Regions from separate parts of the Homo sapiens genome. Here region 2 is linked to region 1. A link is a contact called in ENCODE Hi-C or POLR2A ChIA-PET data. All regions are on one chromosome and are shown on one strand. Each heading gives the region's core, a stretch centred on a gene start or an enhancer-like site at or near the end of the contact. The rest is flanking DNA. Distances are from core to core; before and after follow the strand shown. Region 1 holds the start of OR5B21 (olfactory receptor family 5 subfamily B member 21). Region 2 has its middle 120 kb from the start of OR9Q1.

Evidence for each region. A loop is a pair of places that touch in the nucleus more often than their neighbours do. ChIA-PET counts read pairs that join two places held with the same protein, here RNA polymerase II (POLR2A). Pooled maps may share reads with other maps.
Region 2: a loop to region 1 is called in a map with no recorded cell type, with 6 times the contacts of the local background. The contact joins the enhancer-like site here to the promoter of OR5B21 in region 1. A Hi-C loop is called at or near these places in 3 of 37 single-sample maps with no recorded cell type and 3 of 50 pooled maps. POLR2A ChIA-PET finds 5 or more read pairs at or near these places in 1 of 52 experiments (HCT116).

Annotation. Positions count from the first base shown.
Region 1 is chr11:58,503,619-58,510,510 of GRCh38, reverse strand. OR5B21 (olfactory receptor family 5 subfamily B member 21) reads left to right here and starts at 2,406. Exons shown (of 1, transcript NM_001005218.3): 1 at 2,406-3,704. The coding sequence starts at 2,406. The coding sequence ends at 3,335. It overlaps LOC105369313 (a long non-coding RNA gene), which reads left to right. Exons shown (of 5, transcript XR_007062673.1): 3 at 4,969-5,042.
Region 2 is chr11:57,901,433-57,908,324 of GRCh38, reverse strand. No RefSeq gene overlaps it. Among named protein-coding and RNA genes, the nearest start is that of OR9Q1, 120 kb to the left of the region's middle. Within about 2 kb of position 4,449, at least 5 of the 41 ENCODE cell types and tissues checked have a DNase peak (open chromatin) inside an H3K27ac peak, as active enhancers do; they include HCT116, where a contact is called at or near this core.

The DNA.
Region 1 (6,892 bases), core at 1,157-3,656:
GGTATTTTGGAAAATAATTCAGAATCCACCCTAAGTCAGCTGCATTTTATTCTTGGAATTTTTCCAGGTTTTCATCCTACCTTGTGTCTAGGAAAAGGTTGGTTTACAATATGGGAGGACTGGTATCTCTTTGGTCAAAGGACCACGTACTTAGCAAGCAGTTATCCCTTCCTGGGATCCCTCTACCAATAAGCAGCAATATTTGGCCAGAGTTCTAGACTTTAAACCAGTCACTTCACCTCACTGAGCCTCGGTTTCTTCATGTCTATATCTGCTATCTCTCTCTCTCTCTATCTAGTCATGCAATAATTAAATTAAGAAGTGAATGCAAAAAGAGTTTTATAAACTTTAGAACCACTGTTTTTTAAAAGCTCTAGAACAGTGGTTCTCAATCAGGGGAATGTTACCCTTCAGGGGACATTTGGCCACGTCTGGAGACATTTTTGACTGTTACAAATGGGAGGTGGTGGTGTTACTGGAATCTAGTGATTAGAGAGAGGCCAGGGAAACTGCTGAATATCTTACAATGCACAGGACAGCACTCCCTCTCCCCCACCACACCCTGCACCAAAGAACTGTCCAGCTCATAATGTCAGTAGTGCTGAGGCTGAAAAACCAGGCTCTGGAATTGTACAGATTTTACAGTTAAGCAGTTATGTGACCTTGAGGGGCACCACATCCTTCTGTTTCCAAATATGTAAGATCAGAACACTGCCTGTCATAGATTACAGGATATTGTGTTTGCTAAATTTGAGAGTATACACACATGTCAAAAGTCAAAAGAAAAACAAGTTAAAAAAGGCTGGATAAATATAATAGAAAGTGATGCTGGTCAGAAAGTCAATTAGTACATTACTGGATAGTAATGTACCAAGCTGACTGAGCCAGTTCTTATGAAACTAGCCACATCGTGTGTGTGTGATGGTCATCCAAAAAGGACAAGCTACACTATCCCCTTCTTTTTGTGTCACCAATCAAATTGCTGCTGTTACTCTTCAAGGTAAGCTAAAGTCCAGCAGAGCTGAAGCATTTTTCTCCTTTAATTCCTGTTTTCTCCTTTTTCCTCCTCTCTTCTCACATTTTCTCCCTCACTTCTTCTGAGTCTGCTCCCACTCACTCTGCTACTAGGAGTGGGGAAAGCCTGTGAACACCTCAGGTTGAGGAACAAAAATAGGAGAGAAAGAATGCTCTAAAATGAGGACAGAAACCTGTCTCCAGGCCTGACCATCTGCAAACTCACTGTTACTCCTGAATATTTTTCATATGACAAGTCTAAGCTAATATTTTGGCCCAAAGCACAAACCTGGTAGACAAGAGGATGATAGGATGTTTGTTGTGGGATTAAAGAGCATGAAAAATATTTCCATACTTTCCTATTGATGTTCTGTTTGATTCACCAAATATTTACATACATGTGTGAGGGGCCATGGTAAGGAGAGTGGACCAGAGGGGATGAAGATAGTTACTGTCCCAAGGGGCTTAGAGCTAGGTGAAGAGTGAGTGGTTGCCCAGCTAATTGTGCAATAATCAGCCAAGACTCAAGTGCTTTGAGGAGGGAGAGAAAGGAGGACTTAACTGGAATTAGGGTCTACAGCAAAGACTTCTGATAAGGGGTGAAAAAAGACATATGCATATACACAGATACACAAAGCCATTTGTATATATCAAATTTATAGTTTTATATTAAATATATATAAATACATACTCATATTTACATATACCATACTCCCTTTCAGTTGAACTACTGTTGAGGGATTAATTTATAAAGGCTTCAAAAGTTGTGGTTAAGATCTTTGGATTTAGTATCAAACAGACCTTGAGGGCACCACCTTGTCCTGCCAACACCTTGATTTTGGCCCAGTGAAACTGATTTGAGGCTTCTGGCCTCCAGAATTTTGAGAGAATAAACTTGTGTTGTTTTAAGGAAAAATAAATTTAGAAAATCTTTAGTGAGGCTATATTATTGGAAGTAGAATGTGGAAGACAATAAGTGATGGATGTTTTTATTTTTAATAATTAAATACATACAATCTTATATCCACATCATAATTTGTATTTATATGATGTAAATGTGTTAAAGAATTCAAGATGAATGTATGAACTTTAGATTCAGAAATATAAAGGGGTGAACTTTGATTCTGACCCCTAGATAGGCTATCTTGCTCAATATTCAGCTCCCTGAGCCTTAACTTCCTTATCTGTAAGATGGGCATAATAGCACCTATCTCATATGAATTAAAAGCTATAATATAACAGAGGGTTCTAGGATGAGTGTTACACACAGTACATTCTCTCTATACATTAGTTTTCTCCTTTTTTATCATTCCATCCTCCCTTCTCATACTTTCATTGGAATTTTGTTGACGCCTCTTCTTTAATCACCAGGCTAATTCAAGCTGGCCACAATGGAGAATAGCACAGAAGTGACAGAGTTTATCCTCTTGGGATTAACAGATGACCCCAATCTTCAGATACCCCTCCTCCTGGCATTTTTATTCATCTACCTCATCACCCTGCTTGGGAATGGGGGAATGATGGTGATCATCCACTCAGACTCCCATCTCCACACTCCAATGTACTTTTTCCTCAGTAACCTCTCCCTTGTAGACTTGGGTTACTCATCAGCTGTAGCCCCCAAAACGGTGGCTGCATTGCGGTCAGGGGACAAGGCCATCTCCTACGATGGATGTGCAGCTCAGTTCTTCTTCTTTGTGGGGTTTGCCACTGTTGAGTGCTACCTCCTGGCCTCCATGGCCTATGATCGCCATGCAGCGGTATGTAGGCCTCTTCATTACACCACCACCATGACAGCAGGTGTGTGTGCCCTCCTTGCTACTGGTTCCTATGTCTCTGGCTTCCTCAATGCCTCTATCCATGCAGCAGGCACCTTCAGACTCTCCTTCTGTGGTTCTAATGAGATTAATCATTTCTTCTGTGACATTCCCCCACTCCTGGCTCTCTCATGCTCTGACACACGCATCAGCAAGTTGGTGGTCTTTGTGGCAGGCTTCAACGTCTTTTTCACCCTCCTGGTCATCCTTATTTCTTACTTCTTCATATGCATCACCATTCAGAGGATGCATTCTGCTGAAGGGCAGAAGAAAGTCTTCTCCACCTGTGCTTCCCATCTCACTGCTTTGTCCATCTTCTATGGCACAATCATCTTCATGTACTTACAGCCCAACTCCAGCCAGTCCGTGGACACAGACAAAATAGCCTCTGTGTTTTACACAGTGGTGATTCCCATGCTGAATCCCTTGATATACAGCCTTAGGAACAAAGAAGTGAAAAGTGCTCTCTGGAAAATACTCAACAAACTTTACCCCCAATATTAAATGTGAATGGGAAGTAGGCAAGCAATTAAGGGATAAACTTTCTCTCACACCTAAATGCCATCATGACTTTTAACGTTTGACTGGTTTCAGTTCTTTCTTCCCCAAGAACAGCGGTTACTTCTGCTATTAGAAGATGTAAAAAGCAGCACGTTGAAAGTCTTACTTAGAAAGATAATCTTATATTTAGTGAACAACAACATGGGACAGTTAAGCTTTTCTTGCTTTAGTTTCTTGACGTGGTTTAAAGCAGAAGATTGAAGCATACAAATGAATGTACCAAATTTTCCTCATCCTGTTTTTAATTGTAAGAATTTTTCATTCACTATTAAACTTGGTGTAAAGATTTCACCTTCATTTTTATCAACTGAACACACAGTATCTTTTTTATTCTTTTGTTCTGCGAGTTTGAAAGTTGGACTTTCTGAGGTAGACAAAGGATGTTTCAATATTTTAAATGATATTTGAGAGAAAGTTGTAATTTAAAGGACAAGGCACTAGATCGAGTCAGGTAGCTGACGATTAAATCTTTCCAACCCCTTACTCTCCCTTCTCTACCCACATTCCTATCCTACTCACTAGTCATGTGCCTTTGTAATTTCCATTCCCTTTTGCTAAATCATTGGGGAAACATTACACCTTGTTATATACAGAAATATGGGAATGCTTTAATAGATGAATTACTTCAACTTTAACCTGACTAAATACAACTTCCTTCGGAGAGCCTACACTATCTTTTATGTTTCTTGTCTCTGTCTAACATAATTACCAAAACTTCCAGAAGGTTTAGAGAAAAAAAGCAGTTTTCCCTAGAGCTATGAAAAAATATATTTGTTTTCTGAATTAAATGCTTGCATTTCTTAGCACCCTTAAGTTTGGTGAATCTATTATGAAGATATATAATAGCTTTCTGGACTGTCTTTGCTTTTACTTTTTCAATAATTCAGCTCACCTCTGGGTCTCCATTGCATTCCGGTGTTCTGTAATTAGATGCTACAAGAATAAAAAAGCCTGCCTGGAAATTTACTTCTTAGGAACAGCACGGTGACGCACAGTGCTAGTACACCTTCAGGTCTTGTTTCATGTGCTAGATGGTGTGAGCAAATGTGTGTGTGTGGGAAGGGAGTGGTGATTAATTTCACTTCTCACGTATCAACTCCTTGATGGTGTTTATAACTACAGTTAATCTAAGTCACCACAATAGATCATGATTTCAAAATCTCCCCAAAAAACCCAACAAATTAATTTTGACCTTATAGATGAAAACCAGAAATCTTGGTTGGCTAACTCAGTTGGCTTAAAATGTCAATTTAGTTTTCAGATTATCAAGCTCCATTATGTACAGGGCAGCCTCTGTCTGAGGAGGATAAATCATAAGTCTTCTGGGAAAAATTGCAAAGAAGGAGTTATGGAACATGAGAAACATGAGAATAGCTTTCTCTGGCACATGGTTGCCATCACCTGAAAAGATCAGGAGCTTCTGAGCCCAAGGCCTAGACAACCTATACCTCCCCCATTCAGCCCCCTCCCTCCCCTCTTCTTTAGCAATGAGGCCTATTCAGCAACACACAGGAAGAACAGCCTTTACAGGCCAGGATCCACTGCATATAGGAATCTTTCTCATTGAAATCTACAGAGCTCAAGAGTATCTGCATTTGGAGAAGAGCCTGGGAAGCAGCTATCCAAGCACTGGGTGCATTCCAATCTCAGGTACACATTTTCCCTACTTGATATAATTGACTTTTTTCCCTCCTCATCCTGCTCCTCCTTCTTTACTTCATTTTATCCTTCTCCTCTTTTTCTTTCCCAACTTCTTTCTATGCCCAGCCCAAGCAGGAACTTTCCTCACCACTAGGCCATTTAGATTTCTATAAAAAAATTAAAGTCTAGAGTCTATATATCATAACCATTACAGTATATATTAAGATGTGTATCTGGGCATGTTTATTTCTTTTATGGTTTTAATTTTTATTTCATTAGTTTTGGGGGTACAGGTTGTTTTTGGTTACATGGATAAGTCCTTTAGTGGTGGTTTCTGAGATTTTAATGTGCCCATCACCCGAGCAGTGTGCCCAATATATAGTCTTTTATTCCTCACCTCCCTCCCAACCTTCCCCCATCGAGACCCCAAAGTCCATTTTATCATTCTTATGGACATATTTTGTTATGCCTCTATACCTCAGTTTAGGCAGGAAAATGTGGGCCTCCTGAGATTTAAGGGCTCAATGTCTACATATTTATATTTTATGTTGAAATCACCTCAAACAAGTGTTCTATCTGACTGTAAATAGGTATAAAAGAGTACTATCAAAAGCTGGATGAAAATTCTAACTGTTCTTATCAATTGTGTGACCTCAAGAAAGTCATTTAGTCTTACTGAACCCAATATACAGGATAAAGTGTGAGGGTAATATGAAATTAAGTATGTGAATGTGCCCATCATAATGAATGTGTATTTCATACCATTGAGATTTCTATACTAGCTCTTTCTTCACTTAGCTCTCCCTGGACTTCTTATTTTGGCTCTTGAGCTGCCTGAGCAAAAATAGGAAGTCCAAGGACTGATAGGTGAAGCTCGTCCCATCCAAATCCTAGCTTTTATTTTCATTCCTTGTTTAACTTCCTGCCCTCCAAGTTCCCAGCTCTACAGCAGACATATTTCAAGCTGACATTACACGGGTATTCATTTATAGAAACTACTCAGAAGGAGATGTCCTGTCGCCAGCAAGACATCAATTCACAGAGTATACGTTACTGCAAGGAGCTCTTCCCTTCCACATAGGAAATCTGTCAAATGGAGACTAAATGCCCATTTGGTTAATAACAACACCCACTTGCTCCCTGCAGGAATTGTCTGATGAATGAGAGACCTTGTGCGTAGGGCCTGCCGCTCAATGCAGTGCAATAAAGGCACAGGGACTTCCTACCTGAAATGTTCAAAAAAGAATGTGAAAATTCATAAATCAGGGCAGTTATTTATATCAGGATAGATTATTCTTTCAAAAATGGATTATGATTGAATTATTCTAAATAGGATGTTCCCTTTGTGCATTAAAGCATTTGTTGAGGTTTATGTATTGGGAGTGGAAAATTAAAATATTAAATTCCTTGGCAATTGAAGCTGGAATTGCGGAGTCATAGACTCTTTAGCCAAAAGCTGAAAGAATTTAAAACTAATCTAAACCAATCCTCTCATTTCACAATTAAAAACCCCGATTTTTACAGTTTAACTTGCTTAAACTCACAAAGAACCAAATCTTGTTTGACCCTTTTTTATATTTTATAAAGTACTTGTGGTATAAAAAGAAATTTTATACTTTTACCTTCATTTATTCACCATGATATAGTTATTTGTGCTTCAGTTTTGCAGTGGAGGAAACCAAAGCTTTGAGAAGTTAACTTACCTGTCTACTGTTAAAAAGAGGAACCGAGGTGTGAAACTGAGTTTTTGCCTTCCCTGACCAAGACTCTGAAAAAATAAGTCACCAAGTACGTTAGTAAATTTCAATGGAGGTCTTACTTAATGTGTAACTCACTTACACTCTTCCATAATGAGTCCT
Region 2 (6,892 bases), core at 3,200-5,699, 600 kb after region 1:
TGCACACGTACCCCAGATCTTAAAGTATAATAAAAAATAAAAAAAATTCAAGGACACTTGACCGACCTTGGGTTACAGGCCCAACTTAGGAGGGTTAGAGTCCCTACTAAGATTTGGGGGATTAGAGGCCCCTCTCAGTAAATTATTTCATGGCTAAGAATAGGTTTGGCATTATGGGCTATTAACTGCCATTCTCTTTGGATTAATCTGCCTTGCGCTCTTTGCTGATGGCTGTGGATGACTGGGTTAGGCATGTACAGGATCATGGGACATGGGAAGCTTTTTCCTCCATAAAAGGGGAAACTTGAGAGTTGATGGGACAGCTGGAAAAGATCCCTTTGCTACTGAGAAGCAGCCGCCTGAACTTTTCAGTGTCACTGCAATGGTTGGGTCTTCCTCTGGCCTCCCTGATTATTTTGCCTTCCCCACCCTGCCACAGGCAATGCTTTTCTCTCTCTCCTTTCTCTTTCTTATCTTTTCTATTACTCAGGGCAGCCATCTTGCCAGAGACCATATGTTGAAACTCTAAGTCGGAGGTTGGATTAAAGATGACAGGGCCCATATGGGTGCAAATTTAAGCCTTGCCAGTTTGATAATGGGTGCTAAGCAGAGTGGCTAATGTCTACGTTTTATCACAAGTATTTTGCTCTGCTCAGAATGAAAAAATAATTTTTCTTTATGCTGCAGCTTGGCCCCCAGGGCAATGGTGCCACAAGCCAGATCGCTAAGGCCTCTCAGGAAAAGGGAACACAGAAGTCTGGCATGCCAGAAAAAGGGTAAGAATTTCTTACCAGTCAGATCTCTGGCTTCACTCTCTCTGTGCAAATGGTTGAATGAATGGTTAAAAAAAAAAATCAGTGTTTATCTTCTCTGTAAAGTTTTGATTAATGCAAAAAAGAATTCTAAGGCTGGTCTTAAGCTGGTGTATTCTGTGCTATGGATCGTTTTTCTGTGTCGAGGTGTACTTTAAGATAAAACACAGGCTTAGAACACCTGTAAGCCTGCTTTTCAAGATGAGCCAGCAAACTGGTTAGTAACAAACTTGGTTACAGGTCCCTGAAACAAACAAAAAACTGGATGAAGTCTCCACCTTGTTTTATGTCCTTGGGAACTTGACTTTTTTGTTTTTTGTTGAGGAGTCTCCCTCTGTTGCCCAGCCTGGAGTGCGATGGTACTATCTCAGCTCAGTGCAACCTCCACCTCCCAGGTTCAAGTGATTCTCCTGTCTCAGCCTTCCAAGTAGCCGGGATTACAGGCGTGTACCACCACACCCAACTAATTTTACATTTTTAGTAGAGACAGAGTTTCACCATGTTGGTCAAGCTGGTCTTGAACTCCTGACGTCAGGTGATCCACCTGCCTCAGCCTCCCAAAGTGCTGGGATTACAGGCATGAGCCACCATGCCCCACTGGGAGTTTGACCTTTTAACCACACGGCAGTACTTTATTTTGGTCTCCATCTTCAGGAAACAGGAATTTTAGGGTTCATGTCATAATTAGCTCTAACAATCATATTAAATAGTTAAAAAGCCTTTTCAAGCTCAAAATTAACTACTGTAGACTCTTTTTGGGAAGGGAAATGATGACTGCTCTGTGCTCTAGCTCAGTAGCAGAGGTTTTGCACTTTCACAGTGGTGGTCGGGGTTTGATTCCCCACCTAGGAAGTAAGTCGTTTCTGGTTTAATATCTGTGTGACTTTGTCTATTCTCTTCTCCTCCACGGACTGTCTCAAATTTTCCTTTCTCTAAGCACCTGGGAGATTACCTTTGGTAAAGTTCAAAAGCCAGAAATATCGACCATTTGGCCTAAGAAATTCTAAAATTAAAGAGTGCTATGGTTAGAATAAGTTTAATTAAAAGTGGATATTCAAGCTCTAACAGCCTGGACTCCTTGGAGGAAAAAACAGGAGGTACCAAAGACCCCTTTCCTGGCCCTGTTCTTCCAAGGGCTCCAGCTTAACCCAGTAGTCCAATTAAGAAACTTAAAAACTGGCAAATGAAAAACCTTACAACTACTGTAGTCATCTTCTTCTGTCTTTCTATGTAGCCATATATGTGTTGTGTGTAATGTTTATATAAAAGAACTCTAATTAATTGGCTTAAACAAAAATATGCACTTAAATCAAATATTTTGAAAGCAAAATAAAAACTGTAATGCCTTTTAGTTCATGTGGCTTTAGTAATCTTTAAGAAACAATAACAGCTTTGAAAATTATTGATAAAATAAAAACATTCAGTCTATATTAGGCAGGTCAGATAAGTTTGCTAAATGCTTTAAGGTCATAAACTACTTCTTTAACTTTTAAAAATTGTTCAATTTACCTACTTTGAAGCCATTAGATTCTAGATAAGGCCTGGAAACATGGAATTAGCCATGCCCCCTGGCTATACAAAGATTATAAAGAAAGAGATTTTATATAAGAAAGGATCTTGTATGGTAAATTCTTGTCCTAAAGTAAAATAACTGGTTATTTAAAAGGAGGGCAAGTCAGAAAGTCAAAGAATGTCTCAGATGGTCTGTGTAAGTCGTGAAAGGATTTGTGAAAGGGAATTTATGCAAGAAACGTTGTACAATTCAAAGGTTGTTAGGCCTCCTAAATGCTTCATAAAATGCCACTATGACTCTTACTGTACAATTTGGTTGCTTAAGTAAGGTAAGGCCTGAGGACATGTGGAGTTAGCCACACCCCCTAGCTATGCTGGAGAGTCAGCCCTTATCTGCCTTTCTGCCTGGTATATCCTGGGTAAGGCTCCACACCTAGTACACAATTAAAATTACTTACTAACCAGGGTTTTCACCAAAGTAAGTTGCTAAAAGTTTAACATTGTCACATATAATTGAGACTATTGAAGAAACAATTTTACATGTAAGGTGTGTAAGGAAAGTAGAATGTACATTTGGTAAAAGATTATAAGAAGGCATAGGAATGTGGATTTTTTTGCCTAAAGAGTTGAAGAATTGTTTTAAGTTAGTTAGAATAAAGCTAAGGTTTAAACAAGTTGTGGAAGGTTTAAACAAGTTGTGGAAGGTTTATAAAAATTAATTGTAAGAGATTCTGTGTGTGAACACATTGGCTAAAGTTAAAGGGGTATTATTCAGTTTTTCTGTAAATTAAATAGAATAAAAGCACAACAGGTTTTTCTTAGAGTACTAATCTGCTCTTTCACAAAAAAAATGTAAAGGGTTATAAAGGTTTATAAGAATCTTACCTTATAGTTAAACATTAAAATTGGGTAAATATGTCTAAAGTTTTATTAAAAATTGGGTTTAACATTAATAATACATTAATACAATAATAATAATAATGCAATAATATACAGTCTGAAAAGGGGAGGCATGAATAATCCACCTCTTGTTTAGCTTATCATCAAAAAATAACCATAAAAATGAGCAATCAGCAGCCCTCGGGGCTGCCCATCTATGGAGTAGCCATTCTTTTATTCCTTTACTTTCTTAATAAACTTGCTTTCACTTTGTGCTGCAGACTCACCCTGAATTCTTTCTTGGCATGAGATCCACCAACCCTCTTGGGGTCTGGATCAGGACCCCTTTTTCCTGTAACACTTCCTTTGTTGGCCTGACAAATCTGTTTTGTCGTTGTTGTTGTGTTTTTTGTTTTTTGAGACCGTCTCGCTCTGTTGCCCAGGCTGGAGTGCAGTGGTGTAGTCACAGCTCACTGAAGCCTCCACCTCCCAGGCTCAAGCGATCCTACCACCCGGCCTCCTGAGTATCTGAAACTGCAGAGGTGCACTACCATGCCTAACTAATTTTTATATTTTTTGTAGAGATAGGGTTTCATCATGCTGCCCAAGCCAAGAATTCCTGGCCTCGAGCGATCCACCCGCCTCAGCCTCCCAGAGTGCTGGGATTATAAGCGTGAGCCACCACGCCCAGCCCAAATCTCTTTATTATTCTAGTTCCAGCATAAAGGTAACTTTTTCTGGGAAAACTTCTTCCTCTCTTACAGATAGAGTTCATTTGTGCTCTGGTTTGCCTTTGTTAAAGAAAAAACAAAAAGTTATCAGAAACCAAAGATTGAATGCTGAATGAAAACAAATTTTTTTACTTTCATGCAGGAAGCCTGATTCGGCACACAGTCTAGGAAAGCCACAGATCTGAGGATGCAGGAGGAGAAACAAGGCAATTTTCTAAAGCTAGAAGACCATAAATTGTCTCCTTCCCATGTTAGCAAACCAAAGTCTCTGGGTGTTACTGACTGGCTGCCAACACTTGGGTTTTTAATTAGACCAGATCTGGCTCTGTTACAGGTGGTCTTCTGCAGACACATGAGGTGGTTGGCCCAGGGTTGTGGCATCCGGCAGCCTCAGCTGAGTACGTGCAGTGCCCGAACCAGGGTGGAGTCACCCAGTTAGCCATGTGCAGTGTGCCTCGCGCGACAGCAGCCTAGGAGACCAGACAGGTTGATGACTCATGCTACCTCCATGCTAGCACTCACCACGCTGCACTACAAATGCCAGTTTTATGTTCTCTCCCAGTAGACATGAGTGACTAGAGCGTTTCTTTGTCAATGTTATGTCTCCAGTCACCCAGCCCCTGGCCCACTGTTGGAAACAGAAAGTATAAACCAAAAATAAAATTCTAAGCCCTCCAATTGACTGAATAGACGCCCCCTTCTTAGCCTGGGGACCCAAAGAAACCTGAAAAACTAGTTCAGGCCACGATGGGAAGGTGGAGTCAGACATGCCATATCCTCTTCTCCCTTTGGAGTTCAGGCGCAACTGACCAACATTAACAGTAAAACAGAGATCCTCAGACTGACAAAACAGGCTCTCTGTGGCAATAAGATACCAAATTCCAACCCAACTCTAGTATAACACCACATGACAGATAAGAAAGGAAATCACAGTATTTTACCCCAGAATATGTTTTTTACCATATTTTGAGAAATGACCCTACACAGCTATCTTTTGTGGGGGAAAATTTGCATCTGTAAAGAATCTCTGTTAACATAACTAGATCTATTCCTTTCCAGGCCCTTCCCATCCTGAAGAGATTAACTGAGAGTCTAGCACCTTTTAAAGGTCTAAATAGGAAACATTTGCCATCAATTGTCACTAAGGATAGCCACCTAAATACTTTCTCTGGATAATAAGAACCTTGATCCCCACAACCCCTTATCTTAATCCACACACTCCTCTCTCTTGATTCCAGGTCTTTAGATAATAACTTAACTCTTTTGACCAACTGCCAATTAAAAAAATATTTAAATCCACCTATGACCTGTAAGCTCCCCAACTCCCACCTCCCCCCACCCCACTTCAAGTTGTTCTGCCTTTCTGGACCCAACTAATGTATATGTCATATGTATTAATTGATGTCTTAATTGTTGCTTGACTAAAATGAGATGACGCAGCGAAGGGTCTGGCATAATGTGTCTGGCACATAAGAGCTGCTCAGCAAATTACAGCTCTCATCCTAGGGTCACATAAGGCTGAATAGTGGGCAGGAATCTTTCTCCCAAGAACAGGGACAGATGCCTCTTCATAAAGCCCAATATAACTGATATAACTGCTACAAAGTGTGCCAGGGCCGCATCTTTCCAGCAAGGAGCTGATACCCCACACCTCCTAATCAGCAAGCTGCACTCATAGCCTTTTTCCCATAGAGACAGCAATCTGGGAGTACCCACTGCCTTGCACCCAGCAGTTCTCCATGGGACAAGCTGTACCTAACTGTGTATGGGCAGTGGGAGCAGGCAGCAGTTCACAGTCTCATCTAATCCTAGGTTTTATTGTTACCTTTGTTTCCCAGAGGAGGTTGCACAGATAGGAAATTGTAACATCAGGATGCAGCCAGAGCCGGTGGGATCCAGAATACAGGCTCTTCCTCCAGCTCTGGGCAACCCCACTCATCACTCTGAGCCCTAGCTGTCTGTTCCTTTGAAGCCTCACTGCCACTGACTCCTCTTTAAAGCCCATTTTTATTTGTTGTGAGTGTTTGGGTTTTGCACCCCTAGCTAGACTATAAATGCTATGAAGGCAGAGAGTGTGCCTTACAGAGCTGGGGTTTATAATCAGGGCTCAATGAAATCTGGTCAAGGAATTATAGAATGGACCTGTCTAAACACCAACAGTGCTGCTCCCCAGAGACCCGGGTTTCTGCAAGAAATTCAGAGGCAAGTTTTTATTCCCTCTGAGAAAACCCTAGCGGCTCCCACGGGCTTCCTCCCTCAGGTGCTCAACATCTGCTCAACAATCCTGGTTCTGGCCAGGAGCTTCTGGTGAGCTCCACGACAGCTGCAGAGGGAGGAGGGAGCAAGAAGAAAAGTAGATGGGCAAGGTAAGAGAATTGGGAGGCCCATCCCCTCTGGGCAAATCTCCAAAGAGCCTATCTCCTGCAGGGAGAGGTCTCTGCCAGGGGCGTGGGGCAAGTGATTCACACCTGGGAAGAAATGCTCCGTTTCTCTCCACCAGCATGAGTTTAGGCAGGCTCAGGAGCACAGGGGAAGGGCCATGAGTCACTGACAATCAAGAAAGAATGGGGGAATGGGACAGGACGGAACAGGTCTCCCCTATTGTGTCAGCATCTCCAGCCTCCCTCCTGACCCCTGTTCAGAGGCAACCAAAGGCCCAAGGCCCTTTCTAGACCTCGGTCAGGGTCTCTCAGCCTTGACACTACTGACATATGGGGCCAGATAATATTTTGTGTAGGGCACTGTCCCATGCACTGTAGAATGTTTAGCAGCATACATGGCCTCTACCCAAGAAGTCAGTAGCACCCTCCCACCAGCTGTGGCAACCAAAGAAGTCTCCAGGCTTTGCCAAATGTCCCCTGGAGATTGGGAGAAATCAGCTGGCTCATTCTTCTTCCCTTCCTTATTCAGAATGTGTGGTGGGGTCTCAGCCTTATCTCCTCTCCTCTAGCTGCCTCT